2 separate regions of the Mus musculus genome follow, and region 1 is linked to region 2. Evidence: chromatin loops called from intact Hi-C (ENCODE). Cell type or tissue: gastrocnemius. All regions are shown on one strand.

Region 1 (8,000 bases), 150 kb before region 2:
GACGGAGAGAAAGAAAGGGCTTCAGGTTAAGTGTAAAGCATTATTTTAGATAAACATATACATTCTCGCACGCATGCACACGTTTGTATTGGTGTTCAGGCTAGAAGGTAATGCAGACCCCTTTCCTTTTGTCTCCATGGGGGTGGGTACCCCTGAGTGAGTTGATGGGTGGAAGAGGTGTGTCCTTAAAATACCGCCTCGCCTTTCTACCTTAGGCAAACTGCCCTCCTTCCAGCCTCTGCATGCACGGGTGTGCACAGGTGTGCTCTGCTGTGCGTGGCACTGCTGTTTGCCATCGTGTCCGTTAGGTAAAGCTGCAGTGGGCATAGTGGGGGTTGGATTTGTGCTGCCTCTGCATGGGGGTGAGTGGCTGGCAGACAGCTCTCAGCAGTTTGTAAAGCACCCAGTGGGTGCACACTAACAGACTGTGGACTTTAGTTGTTTCCAGTTAGTTCTTGGAAATGGCTTTTAAACTATTATCTTAAATAGTGCTTAGTCTGGCATGTGGATGAGAGGACATGCTTTAAAAATGTACGTTGTAATGGTGTATACACACACACACACACACACACACACACACACACACACAATCATTTCACCAGTTTGTTAATATAAATGTAATAAATGTAGAGAGGAATGTAAAGTTGAATGGGATAGTCTGTGCCTAGGTACCACAGAGTATGCTAATGGAAAGGTCCTGTTTCTGATGTACCTTGTATGATTTAGGTATTTTTAGTTATAATTAGAATGAAGACAATTGTAGATTGACATGTCATTGTAAGACTATAGAGCATTCCCAGGCATCCTTCACTCAGTCCCCAATAGTATAAAATACAGTAAGATACAAAAACAAGGACCTTAACATCGACAGAGCATTGCCATCACTGAAGAGTCCTGCTGCTTTGTGTATGGCCACTCTGACTCCTGTCCCCATCTGCCTTCACTCGTGGCATCCATTCATAAGCTATTTATTATCACTTGTGTTATTCTGTCATTATAAGATGGTTATATAAATGGGACCAGACAGTTACAGATGTTGGCTTCCCCTCAGATATAAGTAGCCCTAATTTATCATTTAATTTTTCTAGGTTTTATTTATTTGTATTTTATGTGTAAGAATGTTTGTCTGAGTCTGTGGTCTGTGCATCATGTGTATGCAGTACTCATACAGGCCAGCAGAGGGCATCAGATCCCCAGGGATTGGAGTAAACAGATGTGAGCTACCATGTAGGTGCTGGGAATTGAACCCAGGTCCACTGGAAGAACAACCAGGGCTCTTTATCACTGGTTATCAATATCCAGCTCCTTCCTTTTATTCTTGAGTATATTCCATGGTATGGCTATACCACAGTTTATTTAACTGCTTCCCAGTTGGAAGACACCTAAATTGTTTCCATTTGTGAGTTATTCTAAATAAAACCACTATAAGCATTTGGGGATAGGTTTTCGTGCACACACAGCTTTCATTTCTGTGATTAACAGTATATTTATATTTTGTTAATTCACTTAGAAATCATGTGTTATGCTTTTTAAAGAAATTGACAAACTTTCTAGAGAAGCCATACTATTTTATATTCCCTCTAACAGTTGTGAGAGATTTTGGTCCAGATCTTGTGATCTGTGAGTGAGTGGTGTTACTGTCTTTTATCTTAGCCAGTCTGATGGGGGGTGTGTGTGCATGTGTGTGTGCGTATACATGTGTGTGTGTGTGTGTATACATGTATGTGTGTGTACGTGACATAGTATATTAAAGAATACAGTCATTTGGGAGCTCCGGGGCTCAGGAGTGTGTTTTGCTTGCAGACACAGACTGGTGCTTCTTAGCTGTGGGACCCGGCACTGCAGGTCCCAGTGTGGGTCTTATCTGTAAAATAAGCATTGTCTCATGGGAGGCCTCGAGAAGTTATCACGTATGAAGAATGCTGATGTTGCCTGGTGTCACAGTGCTGCCTGGGTGTCCTGTTGTTGCCTTGAGAGTCGCACTGACTCGTTTGCCTGACGACATGTCTGCTGTCCTTTAGTGGTTGGATCTCGTCCCTCACTGGTCTCAACAAGAACATTCCAGTCGGGATCATGATGATAATCATCGCAGCGCTCTTCACAGCGTCCGCGGTCATCTCGCTCGTCATGTTTAAAAAAGTAAGTGGGAGCCAACTCCGGACACAGCACAGTGGCCCTGGGGAAGGCCCCTCCAGCCTGCTGCTGTTAGACCGTGGGACTCTGGCTCATTTCTGGAGTTGCATGTTTGCTCTCCAAAGATTATGATTTATGGTTGTTTACAGACGCATTTAAAAATTGTATCATATTTTATGATTGACATAACAATGAAAACATCCCTGACTTGAAAATCCAGAACCCAAAATGTTCAACAATAAGAAACTTTTTGCGCCGGGCAGTGGTGGCGCACACCTTTAATCCCAGCACTCGGGAGGCAGAGACAGGCAGATTTCTGAGTTTGAGGCCAGCCTGGTCTACAAAGTGAGTCTCAGGACAGCCAGGGATATACAGAGAAACCCTGTCTTGAAAAACTAAAAAAAAAAAAAGAAAGAAAGAAAGAAAAAAACAAACTTTTTGCTTATGGACTTGGTACTATAAGAGGAAAGTTCCCTACCTGACCTCACAAGGGAGATTATGATTATAATTATCTAAGGCAAATACATTAAAATGTATAAAGTACACAGAAGTATGTATATACAATATTATAAACAATACATGAGTTTCATGTTTAGGCTTGTCTCCCATCCAGGACATCTCAGGCTTTATATGCGAGTATTCAGAAATCAGGGACAGCTTTGGGGCCAGCATTTCAGAAGAGGCTCCTGAATGTGTGCTTTTATCAATATGTACTTTTCCAAGATGAAGCTTATTAGCTCGATGAGTAAATACAGGTAGATTTATTGCATCAGGTACTTGGTTTTGTTCATATTTAAAATTTAAAGACATTGAATTATTTAAGCATTAGCTTTCCTTCATGGTTTTCTTTACACTAACTGGTAGTTTTATAAGGTGTACAAGGAGTACATATAGAAGTAACCCTGGCCACTATTGAAGGGCTTTTCTCTTGGAATCTGCTGAGTGTCCACTCGTGTCTCACGTCCTGGGAGCCTGTGGGCTCGCCTGCACTCCTGCCTGAGTTTCTGGAGTCGCTGCCTCATTTCTTTCAGAAGCTCTGAACCTTGTGTACCAAGCACAGGGGCTGCTGACCCTCGGCGCTGGGAAGTCTCAATTCCGCCAGCTCCCTGTATTTCCCTCCTGTACTGCTGTGGTTATCTAAGCCTCAAGCCTGGACTCAGGTCCTCCTCCTGTTTCCCAACTTCAGAGTAGTGGGGAATGCAGGTTGCTGCTAACGTGCCAAGAGAAAGCCTTAGCTGAGAGACACTGATGACTGACGGCCTACATAAGGGAATCAGAAAGGGGGAAGGAAGCAGTCAGGACATACAGGACAGGTGAGGATACAGTGTAGCAAATGCAGGGGTAACAGAAGGCTAAGCATGGACGGGAGGAGGTGGTGCATGGGCTGAGAAAGTCCCAGGGATCCGTGGTGGGGGGTGGACAGGAGCCTGGACACAACTGCATCCTCAGATCCTGCAGGGTTGTGAAAACTAGGACACCTTGTTAAGAAGTTCTAATCTTTAAAAATGTGTAGTTCACTGAAGTGTTTTAGGGAACAGAGTGATTGGGTAGACATGACAAGCTTGGACGTAATCCTGAAGTAGATAGAGGATTTGTGGGCAGGGGGTAGGGCTTGGAAGCCTGAGTTGACTCCTCCCACTATGAGAGAGGCCAGGCTTCATTCTTGTTGGGTTTCTCTAGGCCATTTGGCTTAGGGGATGGCCATTAGCAAGAACAGGTTTGGGGCTGATGAGACGGCTCAGTGGGTAAAAGTGCCAAGCACACCACTTGGGTCTGACCCAGGAACCACGTGGTTGAAGGAGAGGACCAGCTCCTGCATGTTACCCTCTGACCTCCGCAGGTGCTCGATGGCACGCCCCCAACACGCACAAATCAAAAGAGCAGGTTTGGAGTCAGGGTGATGCCATGGCTGGGGCGTGGGGTTTCAAGTACTGGTAGACCATGTGTGTGAATAAGCTCCGTAGACGTCTAGACAGAGAAGGAGAAGCAAGCAAAGAGATCTAGGCTGGGTTTTCAGACTGGGAAGTTTTGGCTTCTTGAGGTGAGTGAAGCCTGAGTGAGCACATAGGGGTATAGAGCCAGAAGAGGCCTAGGGGCAGAGCACCCCAGAGCAGTTCTACAGGAAAGACACCGGGAGCTCACTCCTCAGTGACTCAGTGACTGCACGCCGGGCAGTCCTGAGCAGGCTCAGGGACTCTTCTCCCCTTCTGTTTTTGCTTTTCCATGAAAGGGATAGTTGTATAACTGAGCTTATATCCACATGTCAGGCATTCAGAATAAATATCATTTCCCCAATAAAGTCACAGTATTTATCAGCATTGTGTCTATTCTCTATTTTAGTGCATACTCTGTTAATAATTAGATTTAACTAATTTAAATCTGAGATGCAAAATTAGGTTACTGGTTGACTCTCTCACGTATCCACTGTTAGCTGGTACTGTCTCACTCTTACCTGTGAAGTTAAGGATGTCAGATGAGATGATGTTTTTATATGGTATGCTGAGATATGACACATGGCAATATAAACTAAATTATAATTTGAAGCAACCATCAATCCTCTTGTCTTTTCTACCTCTGATGTAAACTGAGATCCGAGTACTGATTCTTCAACACTGACTTAAAAATTAATAATAAATTATCAAAAATAAACACACAGACCCCCTTGTAGGGAGTATGTAGCTCTAACGTGTCACCACTAGGGGTCAGTCTCTTCATGGGCGGTTCGTGCCCTCAGGAAGGTCTGCATAGTCCCAGCTCTGGACTAGAGGCGTTGCCAGGCGGTTCTTCTCTTCTCTCTCTCTCTCTCTCTCTCTCTCTCTCTCTCTCTCTCTCTCTCTCTCTCTCTTTCTCTCTCTCTCTCCTCTCCTCTCCTCTCCCCTCCCCCCCTCTCTCTCACACACACACACACCCCTCTAGACATGCTGTGCAGTCTTGGTTTGTTGTGATGATGTAAATGTACTTTTGAGGATTCAGTCTCATTCTGAGATCTCACAGCTGAGATAACCCAGGTTACCCGAGTTAGACCAGGTTATCGTTGGGTTGGACGCTCATTGTCCCTTGGTTTCTGCCATGGTATTGTTGTTTAAGCCTGCGCTGCCCAACTGTTGAAAGAATTTATATCTCCTGAGCTTCTTCATAGACAGAAATCCTTAGCTTTCACAAATAGGTTTGATTTTCTATCAGTTGTTTCTTATTGTGTTTGTTCTGTTTCTACAGTGAACTATCAAAGTACTGGATAGTGTTTCAGGGCAAAAGTGGTAGATGTTCTAAAGGAGCCAGTTAGTAAGACAGGAATGAGCCACAGAGAGCTGTCAGGAGCTCTGAACATCTCCCTTTGAGTAATCAATCACTAAGAGTTGGGACAGCATAACATTGAAGTGAGAAGAAGGCAGTACAGGTTGGATTCCCTGAAGAACCTGGGTTCCATTATGTCTTCTATGGGATTTGGGAACTTGCCCATAAATATTCATGCCCACATTAGTACACTAGTTACTAATGGCTTTTTGTATTTCAAAAGAAGTTTTGAAGTTAGTTCATTTTAAGAACCAAGATAATCTAGGTGTTTTAACTGTTTGAAGACTTCCTGAAATGTCTGGTCTTCAGCTGTAGTTTTCATTTGTAAGGAGTGTGGGGTTGGAAGCGTATGATTCAGAATAGTGCTGAGGGAGTCCCGCTAACCAGTTAAGTTGGTGTCCGACACCATTGCGTGGGGAGGTACTCCAGTGCATAGACTAACCTGGTCTGCTTCGACCGAACAGGGCAGCTACTGTCTTTGAAGGCGCTGTGTCGCCGTTAATCCCACTATGGCCATCTCCTGTGTTTATTTTGGACCTAGGGTAAAAAGCTGATTTCATGGGTTTTCTTTTCTGTTCCCCCCACCTCCCCTCTGACCTCTGCCTGGTCCTCGCACACGGCAGGGTGGTTTGAGCAAATGTGTGGATCGCATCTCACCATCTCGCCTTGGTTCTGCCTCCTCAGGTGCATGGACTGTACCGCACAACAGGTGCTAGTTTTGAGAAGGCCCAGCAAGAGTTTGCAACGGGAGTGATGTCCAATAAAACTGTTCAGACAGCGGCTGCAAACGCCGCCTCAACCGCAGCAACCAGCGCGGCGCAGAACGCCTTCAAGGGTAACCAGATGTAGCGAGCCTGGAAGCAGTTCTCTGTTTCCTTAGGACTGTATCTTTTTCTCCAGTTACTGTATTCTACAGATATTTTTTGTTGGAAACACACAATACACAAAAGCATGGGTATTTCCAATCCACATGTGCATGGTCTAAAAACCAGAGAAACTTCCTTGTCTTATTACTTTGCCTAATAGTTTCTTAATATTTCCATGCTCTGCACAGAAGAAAACTATCACCTGCTAAATAAATATTCTCCATATTTTTGGGGGATGGTGTTCCTCAGATTATTTCAGTGGTGACACACTGAAATGAGTATGTGACTTAAGATTTAAAAAGCGCTCGATAGTAACCACAGAAGTTCTTCCAGGAGTCAGTAGAGATTCAGACTATACATTGGACATGACACCATGTTTCTTTCTTTTCCCCCCTCTATTAATAACGAAGGAACAAGGTCAGCAAAAGTTTGGGTGTTTTTAAATTGGCTTGCTTTATATGAGGTTCAGTCACCAGAGAAGAGCCTGTGTGCTCTGTAGTAGATAATGTATATTTTACCTTCCTTTATTTTATTTTTAGACTAGTTGATTATTTTGATAACAATCTCTGATCTTGCATGGGCACCACGTCTCTTAAGTGAAATGAATTAGTATTTTGGGTTCTGTACTGCTTATAGTTGTAGGATCTGGGGCTCTTTATAGAATCAGAAATGATTTTCTGTAATAGTTTCTTTTAAGTAAAAATTTACTGGAGTATAAAGACTTTAATATAATGTGCAGTGCATTATCCAAAGAGAGGGTAGTGAATTGATGCAATAGAATATAGTGATAATTTCTTTTCCCTCTTAATTTTTAGTATTCATATAGTAAAGTTTTACTGTATGAAAACTTTGATATATTCTTCTGTCTTATCTTTTTAATTGAACTAGGATTTGTGTTTGGCAGCTGTGTGTGTGTGTGTGTGTGTGTGTGTTTGTTTTTGTGTGTGTGTGTGAGAGAGAGAGAGAGAGAGAGATTGATTTTGACACAGGTATTAAGGCTAGCCTAACCCTTGAATAAAAAGAACACACAGTATTTAAGGGATTTTTCTTTTAGCCTCTCACTTTTAGTTACATTAAAAATAAAAGACCCTTGTGATTCTAATATGCTTGATTTCTTAATGTACCTGTCTTTTACTTTTAAGACAGACTAAATCCATGTGAAACATTGCACCAAGCAATGGAGAGAAAGCTCAAGTAATATATTCATTATTGGTAACATCCAATTTACATTGTTATGGTGCAGCACAAACTGATGTGGGTTGAGACTTTTAATCATTTTTAATGCTGATTAGCTGTCTCAAGAACATTTGTAAGGCAGACTGTTGTAGTTTGGAAGTCTCACTAGTTTAGATTGCAAAATGATAGATAGGCTGCAACTTACCCAAGTTGACTTTAAACAAAGATGGGCTGTCAAAGACAGGATATCCTTTAAAAATGAGCTGAAGTGAGTGGCTGAGCCACTGTACCCTGTCCCCAAGGCTGCAGTCGGGGACTCTGTGCAGAGCTGGGGTGCAGTTCCTTGAGGTCTGTGGTATTGGATTATACATCTGCCCATGCAGGGCCATGCTAGATTTGCTTGGGAATTTACTAAGTACAATAGTCCAAAAATGTTTCTTTGATTGAGGAAAAGGTAGAATTCAGAGTATGACTTTGGAGTTGTGTTTTGAGTCCCCATGAGTAGGATTCCCCTTCGTTCTCACCTGCTCA
Region 2 (8,000 bases):
GCCTCACTGATCCGCAGATCAGAGGGCAGGCTCCTGCCAAGGCAGTCAGGGCCTTCCTCAACCACCTGGCTCGCTGCTGCCCCTGTAGTGCTGGGAAACAATTGCACACTCAGCCCAATGTGGCCTGCCCCCCAAAAAAAGGAAGCCTGAACTCCAGGTGCCCCTGACAGGCCAGCTCCGCAGGAAAGAAAGAAAACACTGAACAATACAATCAGCAGAGGAAAAGGAACCCCTCTAAACTTTCCAGGCATGTGGGAAGCTTGTTGCGAAAGCTATTTCAGAACCCTCCGCTGAAAACTGCAATTCCAACTCACCCCCACTTCCCCACCCCCAAATCCCTAACTTGCCCCAAAAGTACTTATGGCAGGGCTTTTTGTCAATTAGACAGAAATACCACGATAGCCAGTTAAAACTCCGGAGTCTCTATCCTACCAACCCAGTGGGGCGAGGGGGGCGAGGGAGGTGAGGTGCCAAACTGGTTACACAGACCGACAATGATTCATCAGGCCCGCTGAACTCAGCTTAACTCCAGAGCACTGAGGGCAGCCACATTTGTGCCCAAGTCACACGGCATGCCTGAGATCCAGCGAGCAGTCATGGGGTCAACTTGGCACACTTTCAAAGGTTCCACAAACGGAGGAGATTTAAATTAACAGCAAAACCCTCCTATCCACACCTCCCCCCAAGGCCAGAAAGCAACACCAGCCCACAAGGGGGCGGGGCATGTGGGTGAGGGGCGGGGCACGGGGCGAGGGGCCAGGGCGTTGATAAGTGTGTTCCCCTCCACTGCCGGTAAGGAAAGCAGAAAATGTGGAGGAGAACAGGTGTGCAGAACAGGCGGGGCTGAAGCACACACACACACACACACACACACACACACACACACACATCTGCAACAGGTGCCTACACATCTGCAACAGGTGCCTGCAGCAATCCACACCCAGCCCACTAACAGAGGACTGGGGCACACGACTTCCACGTATTAGCCAATCCACGAAGCTGCAGTCTGGTTATGCCTAGCTGAAATTCTCCTTAGGAACAAAGTATAAGAACTGTATGTATGTGCTGCTACCGTTACCTCAATAATGTTGAATATTATTCCTCGGGAGTGGTATAAAATACCCAATGTTTTTCATTTAACTGTTATAACCATAACCCAAGGTTAGCCTATATTACTTTATAAACCATATGAAGCTTTTTTTAAAAGTCTTGTTAAACCTAACAAGCTCACCCCTAAGTAAACAGCTCTAAAAATCCTCTTTAAGTTTCACAGAAATATTTTATCAGTGTCAATAAAAACAACCTAGTCAATAAGATGTGGTATTCAATCAAAGTCAGAGCAAACCCACATGTAGAAGAGTAAAAACACAGAAAGGTCACCTTTCTGGCCAGCCAAACCACAAAGCAGAACCCAGGTATTTCTCTTGACCCCATGGTTTAAGGTTAAACTAAGAAAACATACAGATAACACACCTTTTAAATTATGTTCAGTGTGGTGTAGACATGCACAAAACTAACTCACACTCTTAGCTAGTGAAGGTCAATAGGTCAGTATGCACACACTCGTGTGCGCGTGTGTGTGTGTGTGTGTGTGTGTGTGTAAGACTGTCAGGCTGCTATTAACAAATACTATAGACTAGGTGCTCTAAAGAAATACACACGATTTCCTCATTGTGTCCTCAGAATAAAAGAGACGAGCTCTCATAAGGTTATTTACTAACCTCAGAGCAGGACCCCCACTCAGGACCTCAATGAAACCCTTCTTCAAGGGTGTGTGGCTTCAACATCCGAAGACAGGAAAATGCAAACATCTACAACACGCATGTGCAACATCTAAAACACGTGTGTGCAGACTCAGAATCCATTCCGTTAGTTATACATCCTCTCTCCCACACATGCTCAACGCCATTCTGTGTATGACACGGATTCCAGTTCAAAGTAACAGATTCTATCAAGTCTGCCGGATAGCATCAGTATGAGCTTGGCTGCTGAGGTCAAGGGTCAGGGGCTTAATTATTCCCACTTGGGTTTGTTGAAAGGAGAGAAAATTTCAAAAGCTTCAGTCACAAGGACACAAATGACCTGCAGCACTACAAAGATATTACCTGATGGATGGATGGATGGATGGATGAATGGATGGATGGATGAATGAGTTGACATACTCCCACAATTAGAAGGAGCAACACAGGGTACAGTTACCTGATCAAGAACTTTGTTTTGTTAAGCAAGTCTTTGCTCACTTTGCTCTAACTGGCCAGGCAAGGGAGGGAGGTTGTAGCCTGTAGCCACGTGACACTATTGTGTTGCACACTCTTTTGGCATCTCTGTAGAAATCCAACGTCTCTTCCCGTCTCTGCAGCCAAATCCTAGGCTGCACATCTCTCTGGAAGGCCAAAATTCAATTTTCATTCCAAGAGAACTCAACTCAAAAACTGCCTTTTGTCATCTGTCTCCAAACAGGGTCCTCATAAGTGCTCCCTCTGAGAGGGTCCCCAGTCCCCAAGGATTCTATGCAGGGAAAGCCCACCTGGGAGATAGACAGGTAGCGAGATCGTCATCTCCCAGGTTCTCTTCACCCCACTCCCGTGCTGCCAGGATGCTTGCACTATATGGCACTGGCTGGCTGCTTCATCCCCCTGCCTACCCTGGTGCCACAGAACTCTGAAATCGGAATGTGACTGACTTCAGAGCCTGTCCTACAAGAGAATCTTTAAAGACATCTGCTGAATGACGGGATAAATGAGTGGGCAGATGAGTAAGCTGGCACTGTAACACACACACACACACACACACACACACACACACGGGGTTGGGGGGAAGACAGGAGGAGCCCACAGGCACAGTTCCTCTGTTCACTGTTTAGTTAGGGATGTCTGTTCACTTTGTCCTCTGGTGTCTATACACCTGAATAAAGGTGTACTTTAAGGCTGATTTTTTTTATTTGTTTGGTTGGGGGAGTTGTTTGTTTGTTTGTTTTATGGAATGAATTCTGGAATTAGGCACTTACAGATTACTTGTATCTTTCTAAGACTAGTGAGCTTTGACTCTAACATTGACTTTAGCATTCTTGGGCAGTGTGTATCACATCAACCATTAAAAGGTTTTTAAGAGTGGGAACTTCTAGATGTTGACTGTCAGAGGCAAGGCTCAACTCAGACACTCAGTGGGAGAATCAGTTACTCTTGAGTCCCTTTTACCCTGGGAACTTAAGAGTGCTGGCAATCCTTAATGTTTTCTGAGCATTTCGTGTGTGGGGGAACCATCCCAAATCCGAACAAAGACACCAGTTAACCTTCCGGAGACGCTCACGTGAACCCTCACAACCATTTTCAATTTTTAAAAATATTTTATTATTAATTTTATTTTTAATTTTGTGTACACTTGTTCAGTGTATGAGTTCCTGAATGTGAGTGCAGTGCCAGACGAGGCCAGAAGAGGGCATCTGATCCCAAAGAGCCTGAGTTGCAGGCAGGTGGTGGCAAACTCCAGTCTCCCCAGAAGAGTAGTAAGCACTATCGACTGCAGAGCAACCTCCGAGATTTAATTTTATTATTTGTGTGTGTGACTAAGTGTAGGCACACATGCATGCACAAGTGCCTGAGAAGGCCAGAAGAGAGCATGGGATCCCTCAGAGCTGGAGTCCTAGGCATTTGTGAGCCATCTGAGATGGATGCTGGGCTTAGAACCCCAGTCCTCATGAGAGAGCAACAAGAGCTCATAACACCAGAGCCACAGTTCCAGCCCCCACTAGGTAGACACAGAGACCGCAGCGGAGAGCTAGAACGGAGCTTGCTAACATTCACATAGGCTTCACACAATGGGGACCCAACAGACTAAATCTGAGTCTCCTGAAAAGCTTTTTAAGATTTATTTTTAATTATGTCTAGTTGTGTGCTTGCACCTGGGTATGTCCACAGTGCAAACGCCTGTGGAAGCCAGAGGCACTGATCCAGTTGGGAGCTGTCTGATTTGGGTCATGGGACCTCAGCAAGTGCTCTTAACCACTGAGTCATCTCTCCAGCCCCAGGACTCTCCTACATTTTAATCCTCCTGTGTTGGCAATTCTTTGCAGTAAAGATATATAGAAAATGAAGACTTTTTTTTTTTTTTGCAGTGTGTGTGTACACACACACACCTGAAGTTTTCTATCCATTCTTTTGTAACTATCTCCTGCTGTAGACTTTTCTCCCTGCCTTGTTCAACCTTGCTTGCAGCCAAATCTCTAAGCCCATGCCTCTGTTGTTAGCAGGTGCTGTCAATTCTGAGTTGCGCACATGGATAAACGGTATGCTTATTTTTCCCCCATAAGGCACTGCTTTGCTCTCATCTACAAAGATCCTTTTTTTCCTTCAGACAAATGGCTGGTTCATGTATCATGACTCAAATTATATTCACAAATGTTCATTTGCAGTGTAATCACTCTTCCTAACTAGACTGGTTCAAGACAAATGAGCAGCCCCCTTTCCCACCCTCTTCTCTTTAAGCTTACAGTGCTCCACCTCCCGCTATAAAATGCTGTCACAGACCACAGGCCACACTGCTCTGTATGACCTACTGCAGGTCACTCTATTTTTTTTTAATGACATCGTCTGGTATTGCTTTAAACCTTTCAAATATTTCATCAGAATCAGATGTTCCAACACAGGCTAGCCCTATTAGCCTGATTGCAGAGAGAGATGTTCATCTTCCCTGTCTTTAAAATATTTAACCATCGCATGCGTGTTCTCTATCTCTTAATTTGAAAGGGAGTTTTTAAAAAAAATGATTAGAAGAGCATCAGAAAGAGCAAGATAAATTATTCCTTATCCCATCCTCTCTTTGAGCTGGACAGGAAGAGTGTTCAGAGAATTAAAGTCCCTTCGAAGGAACTCTGACTTAGCCCCCCACACCTTGCCGCCCTGTGGCTCCAACACACACTCGCCGGCAGTGGTTCCACTTTTCCATATAGGTCACCAGCTGTAATCTACAAGCACAAAAACAATCATGGCACAGAGTACAGGAAACTGCCCGGGCAGGAGTGAGGTAGGGTGCGAGGATGAGAGTCTTTTGCCCTTACTTCCATACAAACTCCCGAACCTCCTGAATTAACAGAAAAGTTGAGCCGACTTGAAGAAACTCTTTTTGCTTTTCTCAGTTCAGAGAGCACGCGACCGCGAATAGACTGAGAGAGAAGTGCGGCCGGGTGGGGGTAGGGACTGCATTCAAACCCATCTCTCTGAGTCCTTCATCCACCCCAGATGTGGTGTTCCCCAACTCCCCGCCCACCTCCTCGCCAGCCCTCACCCCTCTGCACTGGCCACAAAAAATGCAGCCCAGGTCTGAGATGCAGCTGAGGTCTGTGGCCGGTGAGACCCACGCGGTACGGACCGGGGCTGGAGGGGACCACTACAGCTCCCCGGGAAAAAGCGCTTCCAGGCTCAACTTCTTCCACGTCTGCGGCGGGCCGGCGCTGCAGCGGATCCTTCCTGCCCCGGCACCCGCCGCCCGTCCCTCCGCGCCCCCGTGCACTGTCGGGGACCGGCCCCCTCCCGGGCTCCCCGCGCAGCACCTACCTGGCCGGGGCAGCCGGCTCCTAACGCCCCGCTCTGGCCCGGGCGCGTGCAGCCTTCCCCAGCCGGGCTCTCTGTGCCGCCTCCTCGCTGCAGCCTCGATCTGGCCCCGGCGGACCCGCAGGGGCGAGGGCGGGAGCAGACGAGGGTCGGCGGCGCCGGGGCGGAGGCCGAGGGGCGGGCGCAGCGGGAGGAGGCGGCCGAACCTCGCAGCCCAGGCCGGCCGCTGCCACTCAGCATCCCCGCCTCCGGCCGCCGCTCGGGGAGGGGTCGGCGAAGCCCGGCCTCCGGGGGGGAGGGTCCTACAGGGCCCGGGAGAGTGTGGGCGACGCGCGCGATCCCTGAGAAGGGGTCCCGGAGCCCTGCGGGGTTCTCTCCTCACGCTGTCCCAGTGCCTATCGTGGACCAGAGCCGGCGGGGCGGGCGGGAAGAAAGTCGGTCCGTGGCCCAGGAAAACCGCAGGGTGGAGAGTGGTCTGCGGTGCTTTTAAAGCAGAGGCTGGAGGCACAAGTTTACAGGTCCTGATTTCTACTTCGGGAAACTGCAAACTTTCACAGAGCTTGGATGCTTGGGTCCAGACACATCCCCCAGGCACTGAAGATACACTTTCCAATAGATACCACAGATATCAAAGGCGGTTTAGCCAGCGGGAAAGGGATCCAGAGAGGAGACCCACCAACTCCTCTCACCACCGCCCCCAGGGCCAGAGCAAAGGACAGAGTCAAATAGCCAGGGGCTGAATTGTCTGAATTCATTGTGTTAGGACAGAACCCAGCTAAGATCACCTTCCTTTGTCTCCAACCCCCACCCCCTGTCAAATTTGCTTCAGCCTCCAAACTCTCAGACACTTGTCTATCCACCGAAGCACACCCACCCCCCCCACCCCTCCCTCCCGGCCTTCCCTAGCAGCTTGCATGTGCTCTTTGCTCTTGAAGTCTTTGCACTTGACCCACTATTTCCAAATCCATTTGGGTTTGTCAGTTTCAATGGCCCCCTCCTGCTTTTGAAACCCGTGGGCACGGCACCTATCTGCACGGCCTTACAAGCTTAATGGCTCTAGAACACCACTTCCTGGGTGAGAGGGTATCTGAGGCATTTTGCCAGGAAAATTAAAAAAACAAAACAAATTCTTGATTTCTTTGCAACTCCACTATTGAAAACCATATCCCACAGCAGGATTGTAGATAGCATAAGTCATCCGCAACTGCTGGTCTGTGGAGAAAACATACAAATTAAATCGGTTGGGATTCTTCACATGCAAAGGGTACCTATCACCAATTAACAATAGCTGCAAACACAAATGCATCACCATGCTGGTCCTCATCCAGATGGGGTCCTAGAAGGACCCATGCCTGTATCCACGCTGAAGCTGCTGATGCTGTTCCCAGGACTCTCCCACGGTTGAATCCTACTGGGAAAAAAAAAAAAAAAAAAGCTTTCCCGAAACACATTCTACAAGAGTGTTAAGTGCTCTCTCTATTTGGCAAAATCACGTGCTAGAAATTACAAGAGGGCTTATGAGGTTAAGAATAAACTTAAAAATCTACATAGCATTGCAATCGGAGAATTAAAAACAGCAACCATTCAAAAGAACATACTAACAGAGTTTATAAACTGTACTAAATTCCTAATAAATATTACAGTGAATACAAGACTTTACCTTTATAAAAAGATGGAGGTAATTATGGGAGAATTGTTTGAGATCAATGAATTGAGAAGAAAGCCAAAACAAATTTTAGAAACAGAAACCTTTGCCTTGTACCCTCTTCCTATGAACTCTCCTGGGTTATAGCTCACGACTGAACCAATCAAAGAACACAGAACAGATATGCACCATTATGTGTATACACAATGCCTTCCAATCTCACCCTGATTAGGCGGCTGTTGTCCATTGGTGATATCAAATGTGCCAGGAACATTTGAATATGAAGCAGCATACCATACTGCTCCCTCCATTTCATTAGAAGCCCTCCCTATGTAGAAGCAGTCACGAATGAGGTCATTTGTTATGCTTTGCTGAGACATCCTCGTGAGTTCACAATGGCCCTATGCGTACGGAGTAGATAGCACTGTGCTCCACACCTCTGTTGAACTGTTATCTAAGTCAGAGGCCATTGTAAGCATCAGTGAACAAGAAGTGGTGCAAACATGGCTTCCCTTGTGAATTGTGGGTACATCACTAGTTGTTTCATGTCGTTTGGTGGTATTATATGTTTCGAATGTATTTAGCTTGAGTTGGTGCCTCATCTCTGTCTCAGTTTCTTTGAAGGGCACAGTCTGTAGCTTATAGACACTGTGCCTTTACATCTTCCACAATGCTGGCACAGTACATACCCATCGGGACATAAACATTAAGGTATCTATGCCCAGTTGACTGGGCTATGGTTCAACTCTATGCTGAATTCATAGAAGAACCGCCTGGGAAATAAAATATTGTTTTATTTTTTGTTG

What was found. Peaks named below come from ENCODE experiments on the same cell type or tissue, not always from the same donor. Only the 100,000 strongest peaks of a DNase experiment are listed, where the experiment ranks them.
Region 1: it touches region 2 in a loop (2.2-fold over the local background); 7 of 42 quality-filtered maps call a loop at or near these places.

Annotation. Positions count from the first base shown.
Region 1 is chr13:94,202,275-94,210,274 of GRCm38, reverse strand. It overlaps Scamp1 (secretory carrier membrane protein 1), which reads left to right. Exons shown (of 9, transcript NM_029153.1): 8 at 2,022-2,139; 9 at 6,112-8,000. The coding sequence ends at 6,276. Among named protein-coding and RNA genes, the nearest start is that of Scamp1, 79 kb to the left of the region's middle. In gastrocnemius, CTCF peaks have their summits at 1,177 (motif pointing right) and 4,826 (motif pointing right); DNase peaks (open chromatin) are centred at 3,934 and 4,858.
Region 2 is chr13:94,055,459-94,063,458 of GRCm38, reverse strand. It overlaps Lhfpl2 (lipoma HMGIC fusion partner-like 2), which reads right to left and starts at 5,663. Exons shown (of 4, transcript NM_172589.2): 1 at 5,553-5,663. In gastrocnemius, CTCF peaks have their summits at 65 and 3,413 (motif pointing right); DNase peaks (open chromatin) are centred at 77, 630, 3,438 and 5,709; H3K4me3 peaks cover 2,581 bases; H3K27ac peaks cover 1,820 bases.